Linked DNA regions of Homo sapiens: region 2 is linked to region 1. Evidence: read pairs that join two places in POLR2A ChIA-PET (ENCODE). Cell type or tissue: K562. All regions are shown on one strand. Each heading gives the region's core, and the rest is flanking DNA. Links, peaks and the distances in the headings are about the cores only. Region 1 overlaps SDF2L1 (stromal cell derived factor 2 like 1). Region 2 has its middle 3.9 kb from the start of MIR649.

What was found. Peaks named below come from ENCODE experiments on the same cell type or tissue, not always from the same donor. Only the 100,000 strongest peaks of a DNase experiment are listed, where the experiment ranks them.
Region 2: POLR2A ChIA-PET joins it to region 1 with 8 read pairs; 2 of 35 experiments call an interaction of 5 or more read pairs at or near these places.

Annotation. Positions count from the first base shown.
Region 1 is chr22:21,644,260-21,649,633 of GRCh38, reverse strand. It overlaps SDF2L1 (stromal cell derived factor 2 like 1), which reads right to left. Exons shown (of 3, transcript NM_022044.3): 3 at 5,335-5,374. Among named protein-coding and RNA genes, the nearest start is that of SDF2L1, 4.6 kb to the right of the region's middle. In K562, for the core only: CTCF peaks have their summits at 441, 728 and 2,732 (motif pointing right); a DNase peak (open chromatin) is centred at 2,743.
Region 2 is chr22:21,035,453-21,040,826 of GRCh38, reverse strand. No RefSeq gene overlaps it. Among named protein-coding and RNA genes, the nearest start is that of MIR649, 3.9 kb to the right of the region's middle. In K562, for the core only: no CTCF peak of the experiment used is centred there; a DNase peak (open chromatin) is centred at 2,846.

The DNA.
Region 1 (5,374 bases), core at 299-5,298:
GAGGCTCAGCCTGGGGGCCTTATTCTGGCTTCAGGAGTCCCTTACCCAGTGTACAAGGCCAGTGCAAAGTGCTACAGAGTGGCTCCCCCCACCCACTCAGCAGACCCAGCCTGTGAGGGAAACTACTTTGGGAGGTAAGTACCTCACTTCCTTGCCCCTTGAGTGGAATAGCTTTTATTTATTTATTTATTTATTTATTTATTTATTTATTTATTGAGACACTCTCACTCTGTCGCCCAGGCTGGAGTGCCTCAGCCACCCAAGTAGCTGGGATTATGGGCATGCATCACCATGCCCAGTTAATTTTTGTATTTTTTTTTAGTAGAGCTGGGGTTTCGCCTTCTTGGCCAGACCGGTCTTGAACTCCTAGCTTCAAGTGATCCGCCCGCCTTGGTCTCCCAATGTACTGGGATTACACATGAGAGCCACTGCACCCAGCTGGGTGGGATAACTTTGATGCACGTTCTGCACTGGGTCCCAGAGATCCCCAGTGGGATTGAGCTCCAGTTGCCCAAAGGGGTAACTTGCTCAATAATGCACCTTTCACTAGCTTCTTTCCCTTCCCCTCTCACAGCCCCATTCCTCTGTGCCAGCATTTTCTGGAATCACCTCCCAACAATATACTTCCATTCAAATCCTCTCAGGTCAGATGAGTAATGGGAGAGATGGATAGACTTGTAGATGATCCTCAAGAAGTTTAACGATGAAGCCAGGTGCAGTGGCTCATGGCTGTAATTCCAGCACTTTCAGAAGCCAAGGCGAGGGCCAGGCACAGTGGCTCATGCCTGCAATCCCAGCACTTTGGGAGGCCGAGGCAGGCACATCACCTGAGGTCAGGAGTTCGAGACCAGCCTGGCCAACATGGCAAAAGCCCGTCTCTACAATACAAAAATTAGCCAGGTGTGGTGGCACTTGCCTGTAATCCCAGCTATTCGGGAGGCTAGGAAGGAGAATTACTTGAACCTGGGAGGCGGAGGTTGCATAGAGCCACGGCACTGCCTGGGCGACAGAGTGAGACTCCACCTCAAAAAAAAAAAAAAAAAAAGGAAAGAAAAAAAGGAAACCAAAGTGGGAGGATCACTCAAGCCCAGGAGTTTGAGACCAGCCTGGGCAACATAGCAAAACCCTATCTCTACATAAAATTTAACAATTAGCCAGGTGTGGTATGGCATGCCTGTGGTCCCAGCTACTCAGGAGGCTGAGGTGGGACAACCTCTTAAGCCCAGGAGATAGAGGCTGCAGTGAGCTGTGATTGCGCCACTATACTCCAGCCTGGGTGACAGACCAAGATCCTATCTCCCCAAAAAAATAAAAAAGAAAAAGCCAGGTGCTGTGGCTTACACCTACAATCCCAACACTTTGGGAGGCTGAGATGGGAGAATTGCTTAAGCCCAGGAGTCCAAATTCACAATTGGCTAGAGCTTTTCTCCCACCCCCTCACCCCACCCCAAGGCTTTTTTTTTTTTTGAGATGGGATCTTGCTATGTTGCCCAGGCTGGAGTGCAGTGGCACGATCTTGGCTCACTGCAAGCTCCACCTCCCGGGTTCACGCCATTCTCCTGCCTCAGCCTCCCGAGTAGCTGGGACTACAGGCACCGCCACCACATCCAGCTAATTTTTTTGTGTTTTTAGCAGAGACGGGGTTTCACCATGTTAGCCAGGATGGTCTCAATCTCCTGACCTCGTGATTCACCCACCTCAGCCTCCCAAAGTGCTGCGATTACAGGTGTAAGCCACCATGCCCGGCCTTTTTTTTTTTTTTGAGATGGAGTCTCACTCTGTCACCCAGGCTGGAGTGCAGTGGTGCAATCTCGGCTCACTGCAACCTCCGCCTCCCGGGTTCATGCCATTCTCCTGCCTCAGCCTCCCAAGTAGCTGGGACTACAGACGCCCGCCAGCACGCCTGGCTAATTTTTGTATTTTTAGTAGAGATGGGGTTTCACCGTGTTAGCCAGGATGGTCTCGATCTCCTGACCTTGTGATCCGCCGGCCTTGGCCTCCCAAAGTGCTGGGATTACAGGCGTGAGCCACCATGCCTGGCCCCCCCCCCCCTTTTTTTTCTTTTTTAAAGAGACAGAGTCTGTTGCCCAGCTGGAATGCAGTAGCACCATCATAGCTCACTGCAGTCTCCAACTCTTGGGCTCAAGCAATCCTTCCACTTCAGCTTCCCAAAGCACTGAGATTACAGGCGTGTGCCACCATGTCCAGCTGCTCCATCCTTTAATAAGGTCAACTGAGGCCAGGCGTGGTGGTGCAAGCCTGTAATCCCAGCACTTTGGCAGGCTGAGGTGAGCAGATCACTTGAGTCCAGGAGTTCGAGACAAGTGTGAGCAACATGGCAAAACCCTGTCTCTAGAAAAAATACAACAATTAGCTGGGTGTGGTGGTGCATGCCTGTAGTCCCAGCTACTCCAGAGGCTGAGGTGGGAAGATCATTTAAACCTGCGAGGTGGAGGTTGCAGTGAACCGAGATTGCACCACTTCACTCCAGCCTGGGCAACAGAGGCATTGACAACAACAAAAAACCACGAAAGGTCAATTGATTTCTCCAGTGCAAGGTGCTCTGTCCACACTATTCCGAGCCTCTTTCAGCCAGCTGCCACCCCTAGCCTCTCCTTGGGCTCTTTTGTTCTGCTTCAGGGAAGCAAACCGTTATACTCAGTAGCTCCCATGGCCGACCCACAGCAGCCCAGCTAAGTTATCAAGTCCAGGAAGCCTGTAATCTCTGCCATAACCGCTAGAGGCCACCAACACACCAGCAAAGCTAACAGTTCTCTTCCTTTATTAGGGCTCTCCTATTTCGTCTGCTCCTGCCTTAAAGGTACGATACTCTGGCCTGCCCAAATTGTGCCTACTCTTCCAGGCAGCCTTCTCAGATCTCTGCAGGTAGCAGTTTTATGTGGCTGCCTTCCCTTGCAATATCTTCTGTAGTTCTGTTATTTCATTGAGACTTTCAAAGGTCGTGGTGGGGGCCTGAGATGCCATGTGCCTATGGTGGGGTGCCATTTGCACCCGGTGAGTGAAACTGCAATGCTACTTTCCAGCAGATGGGCAGAATCCTCACCTGTCCCTTGGTCATATACAGGTGTCAAGACTGCCACAACTGACAGGAGAGTGAGCTCCTCACATCTAGGGATGAGGGAGCTGGAGAGCTTGTGCCCCATCCCAGCTGACAGGGAGTGGGGCTCCCACCCATCCTGCTCTGAGGTCTGGCCTTGGCCCTTAACAGGAAGGTTCATAAAGCTAAGGGGCTGGGGACCTGGGGTCACTTGCCATCAGACCGCCTCAGGGTGGACAGGGGGATGCCCAGGGCAGCACTGGAGTACATGGAAGACCACTGAAAAGGTTAAGATTGCACAGTGGCGGCTGGGCGCGGTGGCTCATGCCTGTAATCCTAGCACTTCGGGAGGCCAAGGCGGGCAGATCACGAGGTTGGCAGATCATGAGGTCAGGAGATCCAGACCATCCTGGCTAACACGGTGAAACCCCGTCTCTACTAAAAATACAAAAAAATTAGCCAGGCGTGGTGGCAGGTGCTTGTAGTCCCAGCTACTTGGGAGGCTGAGGCAGGAGAATGGTGTGAACCTGGGAGGCAGAGCTTGCAGTGAGCCGAGATCGCGCCACTGCACTCCAGCCTGGGTGACAGAGCGAGACTCCGTCTCAAAAAAAAAAAAAAAAAAAAAAAAAGATTGCACAGTGGCATCCACCTGTAATCCCAGCCACTTGAGAGACTGAGGCAGGAGGAGGCTTGAGCCATGCAGTTCGAGTCCAGCCAGGACAAAACAGTAAGACCCTGTCTCAAAATAAAAGTAATACAACTGTAATCCCAGCACTTTATGGGGGCAGAGGTGGAAGGATCATTTGAGCTCAGGAATTTGAGACCCACCAGGGCAGCACAGTGAGACCTTGTCTCTACTAAAACAATTTTAAAAATTAGCCAGAGAGGGCAGACACGGTGGCTCATGCCTATAATCCCAGCACTTTGGGAGGGCGAGGTGGGCAGATCACCTGAGGCTGGGAGTTCGAGACCAGCCTGGCCAACATCATGAAACCCCATCTCTACTAAAAATGCAAACATTAGCTGGGCGTGGTGGCACGTGCCTGTAATCCCAGCTACTCAGGAGGCTGAGGCAGGAGAATGGCTTGAACCTGGGAGGCGGAATCTGCAGTGAGCGGAGATTGTGTCACTGCACTCCAGCCTGGCAACAGAGCAAGACGCCATCTCAAAAAAAAAAAAATTAGCCAGGCATGGTGGCACATGCCTGTAGTCCCAGCTACTTGGGAGGCTGAGGTGGGAAAATCACTTGAGCCCAGAATGCGGTGAGCTATGATCACTGCCAGTACACCAGCCTGGATGACAGAGCAAGATCCTGTCTCATCAGAAATAATAATTAGATGGGCATGGTGGTGTGTGCCTGTAGTCCCAGCTAGTCAGGAGGCTGAAGTGGAAAGATCACTTGAGCCCAGGAGTTCAAGTTTACAGTGAGCTATGATCATGCCACTGCACTCCAGACTGGGCAACGGAGTGAGACCATCTCTAAAAAAGCAAAACCGGCCTGGCGCGGTGGCTCACGCCTGTAATCCCAGCACTTTGGGAGGCCGAGGCGGGCAGATCACGAGGTCAGGAGATTGAAACCATCCTGGCTAACACAGTGAAACCCCGTCTCTACTAAAAATACAAAACAAATTAGCCGGGCACAGTGGCGGGTGCCTGTAGTCCCAGCTACTTGGGAGGCTGAGGCAGGAGAATGGCGTGAACCCAGGAGGCGGAGCTTGCAGTGAGCCGAGATAGTGCCATTGCACTCCAGCCTGGGTGACAGAGCAAGACTCCGCCTCAAAAAAAAAAAAAAAAAAAAAAAGCAAAACCCAGGCCGGGCATGGTGGCTCACACCTTTAATCCCAGCACTTTGGGAGGCTGAGGTAGGCAGATCACCTGAGGTCAGGGGTTCGAGACCAGCCTGGCCAACATGGTGAAACCCCATCTCTACTTAAAATATATATATAAAAATTAACCGGGTGTGGTAGCAGGTGCCTATAATCCCAGCTCCTCGGGAGGCTGAGGCAGGAGAATCACTTGAACCCGGGAGACGGAGATGGCAGTGAGCTGAGATTACGCCATTGCACTCCAGCCTGGGGGACAAGAGCGAGAGTTCGTCTCAAAAAAAAAAAAAAAAGCAAACCTCCCCCCCGCCCCCCGAAAAAAAAATAATAAAGGGTTTGGACAGATTCAGCAGTCAGGCTGGGCTGGAGACAGGTTTTGCACTGAGGAAGAAATGATCAACTGGGCCTGGGCTGGCACCTCCTGGTCATCCTCAGGCTCACAGTGAAACGCAATCATAGACCAACATTCTTTAATCACAAAGGCACTTGAGGA
Region 2 (5,374 bases), core at 175-5,174, 610 kb after region 1:
CCTCAGATACTTAAGTTTGTGTTTTTTGTTTTTTGTTTTTTGTTTTTTTTGAGACAGAGTCTTGCTCTGTCACCCAGGTTGGAGTGCAGTGGCGCGATCTCGGCTCACTGCAAGCTCCGCCTCCCGGATTCACGCCATTCTGCTGTCTCAGCCTTCCCAGCAGATGGGACTACAGGCGCACGCCGCCACACCTGGCTAATTTTTTTGTATTTTTAGTAGAGACGGGGTTTCACCGTGTTAGCCAGGATGGTCTCGATCTCCTGACCTCGTGATCCGCCTGCCTCAGCCTCCCAAAGTGCTGGGATTACAGGCTTGAGCCACTGTGCCTGGCCCTTAAGTTTTAAAGATATGATAAGACTGGCGACAGAGCAAGAAAACTGAGAAAGAATGTAGATTTTCTCCAAGGAGTTTCAGAGCATATTTTTTGTTATCAGAGATCTAGGGTAATTTTTATGGTTTCTTTTTCCTAAGAGTACGATAGTCCAGTAGACTTTTTTGTGGTTTCGGCCTAAACATGGGAATGCCTGGAGCTGATGAGATTTGATTACAGAGCCCCAGGAAGTAGGAGGAATTGTAAGGTACAGTGAAGCAAGCCTGGCTGCTCATTCCCAGAGCCTGTGTTAGGTCTATTTTCTGGCTATCAGTATATACATGTCACCTGTATATCTTGGGCCTGGAAAACAGGCTGGGGTGCTTTCTGTGAATTTTATAGGAAAAGAGAAGTTAAAGTAGGCAGCTGGGCATTGAAAGGATATTTGGAGAAGTTTTAGGTCTAAAAGAAATTTGCTAAGGAGAATAGGGCCAAGTTTTGAGGAGGGTAAGTGTAAGTCAGGGGCCCAGATATCCGAAAGACCTTCTGGGGGATCAGGGACAGGGACTTGGGGGTTGAGCAGAGCACAGGTGGGTGGAGGAGGATAATTTACAGAGGGTGCAGATTTCAACTTTTTTTCTACATCTGATTTCTGTTCTTTAATATTGAGGAAGATTAAAGGAAGTCCCTAAAGCTAACCATATTTATTTTATTTTATTTTTTTTTTTGAGATAGAGTCTGGCTCTGTCACCCAGGCTGGAGTGCAATGGCATGATCTCGGCTCACTGCAAACTCAGCCTCCTGGGTTCAAGTGATTCTCCTGCCTCAGCCTCCTGAGTAGTTGGGACTACAAGCGCACGCCACCACGCCCGGCTAATTTTTGTATGTTTAGTAGAGATGGGGTTTCAACATTTTGGCCAGGATGGCTTCGATCTCTTGATCTCATGATCCACCCACCTTGGCCTCCCAAAGTGCTGGAATTACAGGCATGAGCCACCGTGCCTGGCCTATATTTCTTTGTGTCTTCTTTTTAATTTGATATTTCTCTAGTTACCAATAGGACGGTTGTTTGGGATGAAAGCACCCTTTTTTGTGGGGGGGGACGGTTTACAGATGGGGTCTCACTGTGTTGCCCAGGCTGGAGTGCAGTAGTGGCAAGATCATAGCTCACTGCAGCTCAACCTCCTGGGCTCAAGCGATCCTCCCACCTCAGTCTCCCACAAGGTTGAGATTACAGGTGTGAGCCACCACACCTGGCCAATAGCACGCTTTAATAAAAATACTTTTAGGCTGGGCACAGTGGCTCATGCCTGTAATCCCAGCACTTTGGGAAGCTGAGGCAGGCAGATCATGAGGTCAGGAGTTCGATACCAGCCTGGCCAACATGGTGAAACCCCGTCTCTACTAAAAATACAAAAAATTAGCCAGGCATGGTGGCAGATGCCTGTAATACCAGCTACTCGGGAGGCTGAGGCAGGAGAATCACTTGAATCCACGAAACAGAGGTTGCAGTGAGCCAAGACTGCACCACTGCACTCCAGCTTGGGCAACAGAGCGGAACTCTGTCTTAAAAAAAAAAAAAAAAAAAGCTTTTAGATTCAAAAGTCCAAATCTTCAATGTTATACCTACTTTAATTGTGACTCAAAACCAATAAGCCTTTTTATGGCTTAAAATCAGTATGCCTTTTCTGGCTTAACTGGAGGCACAGAAGAGCATCCCAAACAGGCTGGAAAAGATACAATCCCCCTCAAGATCCAAAGTCTTTTTCAAGATAGCCTAAGCAGGCAAATATCCTAATTGTTATCAAGGCAATGAAAGCTGAGACAAGTAGGACAAACTCCTCTGAGAGCTGGAACCGTTGGACAGAGACACTGTGTTTCTGATTCCTGGGCAGCTGGCTAGCAGCCTAACAAGGACTTGTCCTCCCAACCCCTGCAGCTGGCAGAAACCAAAGAGAATATTTCAATTGGTCACAGAGCCATGTTCTCAAGACATAAAACAAGATATGATAAACCACACAACAGAGACATGGAAAACAAGCCTTATTTCTGGGAGGCTGTGGGTCAATAGCCACTATGTATGCAGAGCCAAATACCAAATTCGGAAGTGTGAAATCAAATAATTCTTTTTTTTTTTTTTTTGAGACAAGGTCTCCCTCTGTCACCCAGGCTGGAGTGCAGTGCTGCAATCATGGCTCACTACAGCCTCAAACTCCCAGGATCATGCAATCCTCCCACCTCAGCCTCCTGAGTAGCTGGGACTACAGGTGCCCGCCACCATGCCGGGCTAATTTTTGTATACTTAGTAGAGACGGGGTTTCGCTGTGTTGGCCAGGCTGGTCTCAAACTCCTTTCTTAAGTTATCCAGCCACCTCAGCTTCCCAAAGTGCTGGGATTACAGGCGTGAGCCACCACCAAGCTGTTGGAACTTTACATTATTATGAGCCTCAGGAGGAATGTGGCCATGTGGCCTGAGGCATGGAGCATGCAGTTGCAACTTCTGCTTTTCCCTGTAAATGGTTAGAAATGTCTGAGCAGCATCAGAGATAAGATGACCTCAGAGCTTGACTTCTTCTCACAGAATGTTGAAACAATTTTCCTTGGAATGTAGCAAGCTGTACTAATGGAATCTAACATACTGGATTTGTACAGAAGATGTTGCAATCCTGCTGACACTGTTTCTGCCTCTATGAGTGAAACCTTAGCTTCCCCACTTTGGAGCAATGACCCCAACCCTTTGGAAGCTGTTTCCTGGGTGTCCATCCTCAAGCTTTGCACTAGAATAAAAATCATATTTCCTTTGGTTTTTTTTGTTTTTGTTTTTTGGAGACTAGGTCTGTGTCACCCAGACTGGAATGCAGTGATGTAATTATAGCTCACTGCAGCCTCCAACTCCTGGGTTCAAGTGATCCTTCCACCTTGGCCTCCCAAAGTGCTGGGATTACAAGCATAAGCCAACGTGCCTAGCTGATATTTTCTGAATCTCATTATTTAAGGTTGACATAAGAGTCATAACTCAAAGAATCAATTCTTACCATGCTTTTCTCCTGCCAGTTTGAATTTAGAAAGGGACAAGGAAAAATTTTACTCTCCTCTTTCAACCAGGCATTACAGACAGAGATCCAGAAGAGTTCACTTTGGGCTGGGCGCAGTGGCTCATGCCTGTAATCCCAGCACTTTGGGAGGCCGAGGCAGGCGGATCACGAGGTCAGGAGATTGAGACCATCCTGGCTAACACGGTGAAACCCCGTCTCTACCAAAAATACAAAAAAAAATTAGCCGGGCGTGGTGGCGGGTGCCTGTAGTCCCAGCTACGTGTGAGGCTGAGGCAGGAGAATGGCGTGAACCCAGGAGGCAGAGCTTGCAGTGAGCCGAGATCGTGCCACTGCACTCCAGCCTGGGCTACAGAGCGAGACTCCGTCTCAAAAAAAAAAAAAGAGTTCACTTTGGTAAGAATTCCTACCTGTGCCCGCTTTTATTTGTTCTCCCAGGATCCCATCTTTAGGCTTGAGAGGATCCCATCCTTGTCACCAGAAACTGTAGGGGTGGCAAAACTCCACTTCCATCCCTAGAGTCTCAGCTGGGCCCAAGAATTAAATTGACATAGGACAGGTTAACAGAAGAAAAGCACATAAATTTATTTATATGCTATTCTACATCTGATTTCTGTTCTTTAATCTTGCGAACAGAGTCCCTAAGGCTAGCCATTATATTTATTTATAAATAAGGGGTGCTGGAGTGCAGTGGTGAGATCACAGCTCATTGCAGCCTCAAACTCCTGGGCTCAAGCTATCCTCCCACCTCAGCCTCCTGAGTAGCTGGAACTGCAGGTACATGCCACCCACCACACCAATCTAATTAAAAAAAAAAAGTGTTGAACCGGGATCTCACTATATTGCCCAGACTGGTCTTGAACTCCTGGACTCAAGCAAGCCCCCCTCGGCCTCCCAAAGCACTGGGATCACAGGAGTGAGCCACCACACAGTCCCACAAATTTATTGAGTACAAGTTTTACATGGGTTGGGAACCCTCATAAGGACATTTGAAGACCCAAAGAAGAAGTTAGAGTCTGTTACTTATACACTGAATTGGACAAATAATAATAAGTTATGAAGAGGCAACTAAATTATATGGGGAGGCTTAAAAGATAACAGTGTTTTAACAAGGTCTGTATAGAATTCTCTCATTTCAACTTCTCATCCTTGAAGATAAGAATGTTGCATCTTTCACATGGCAACTTCATCTCCTGCATTTTAGAAATAGCACAGGCCTGGTTGGGTGGCTCACGCTTGTAATCCCAGCACATTGGGGAGGTTGAAGCAGGTGTATCACTTGAGGAAATGAGTTTGAGACTAACCTGGCCAACATGGGAAAACCCCATTTCTACTAAAAATACAAAATTTAGCCTGGTGTGACAGTGCACGCCTGCAGTCCCCAGCCATTCGGGAGGCTGAGACATGAGAATCGTTTGAATCCTGAAGGCAGAGGCTACAGTGAGCCAAGATCACTCCACTTCACTCCAGCCTGGGCGACAGAGTGAGACTCTGTCTCAAAAATAAAAAATAAAATTAAAACGAGCTATTCAGCCATGAAAAGTCATAGAGGAATCTCAAATGCATATTATTAAGGGAAAGAAGCCTGAAAAGGCAATATACTCTATAATCCCAACTATATAAGATTCTGCAAAAGTAAGACTAGACTATGGAGACAGGAAAAAGATCGGTGGTTGCCAGGTGTTAGCAGGGAGGGACAGGCAGAGCACAGAGGGTTTTTAGGGCAATGAAACTACTGTGTGTGATACAATAATGGTGTGTCTATGTGTCATTACACATTTGTCCAAACCCATAGAATGTACAACCGGAAGAATGAACCCTAATGTAAACTATAGACCTTGGGTGATAATGATGTGTCAATGTAGGTTAATCGATTGTAACAAATATGCCCCTTTGGTGCTGGATGTCAGTAGTGGGAGAGGGGGCTACACGTGTGTGGGAGCAGAAGTATATGGGAACTGTACTTTCTGCTCAATATTGCTGTGAACATAAAACTGCTCTGAAAACTCAA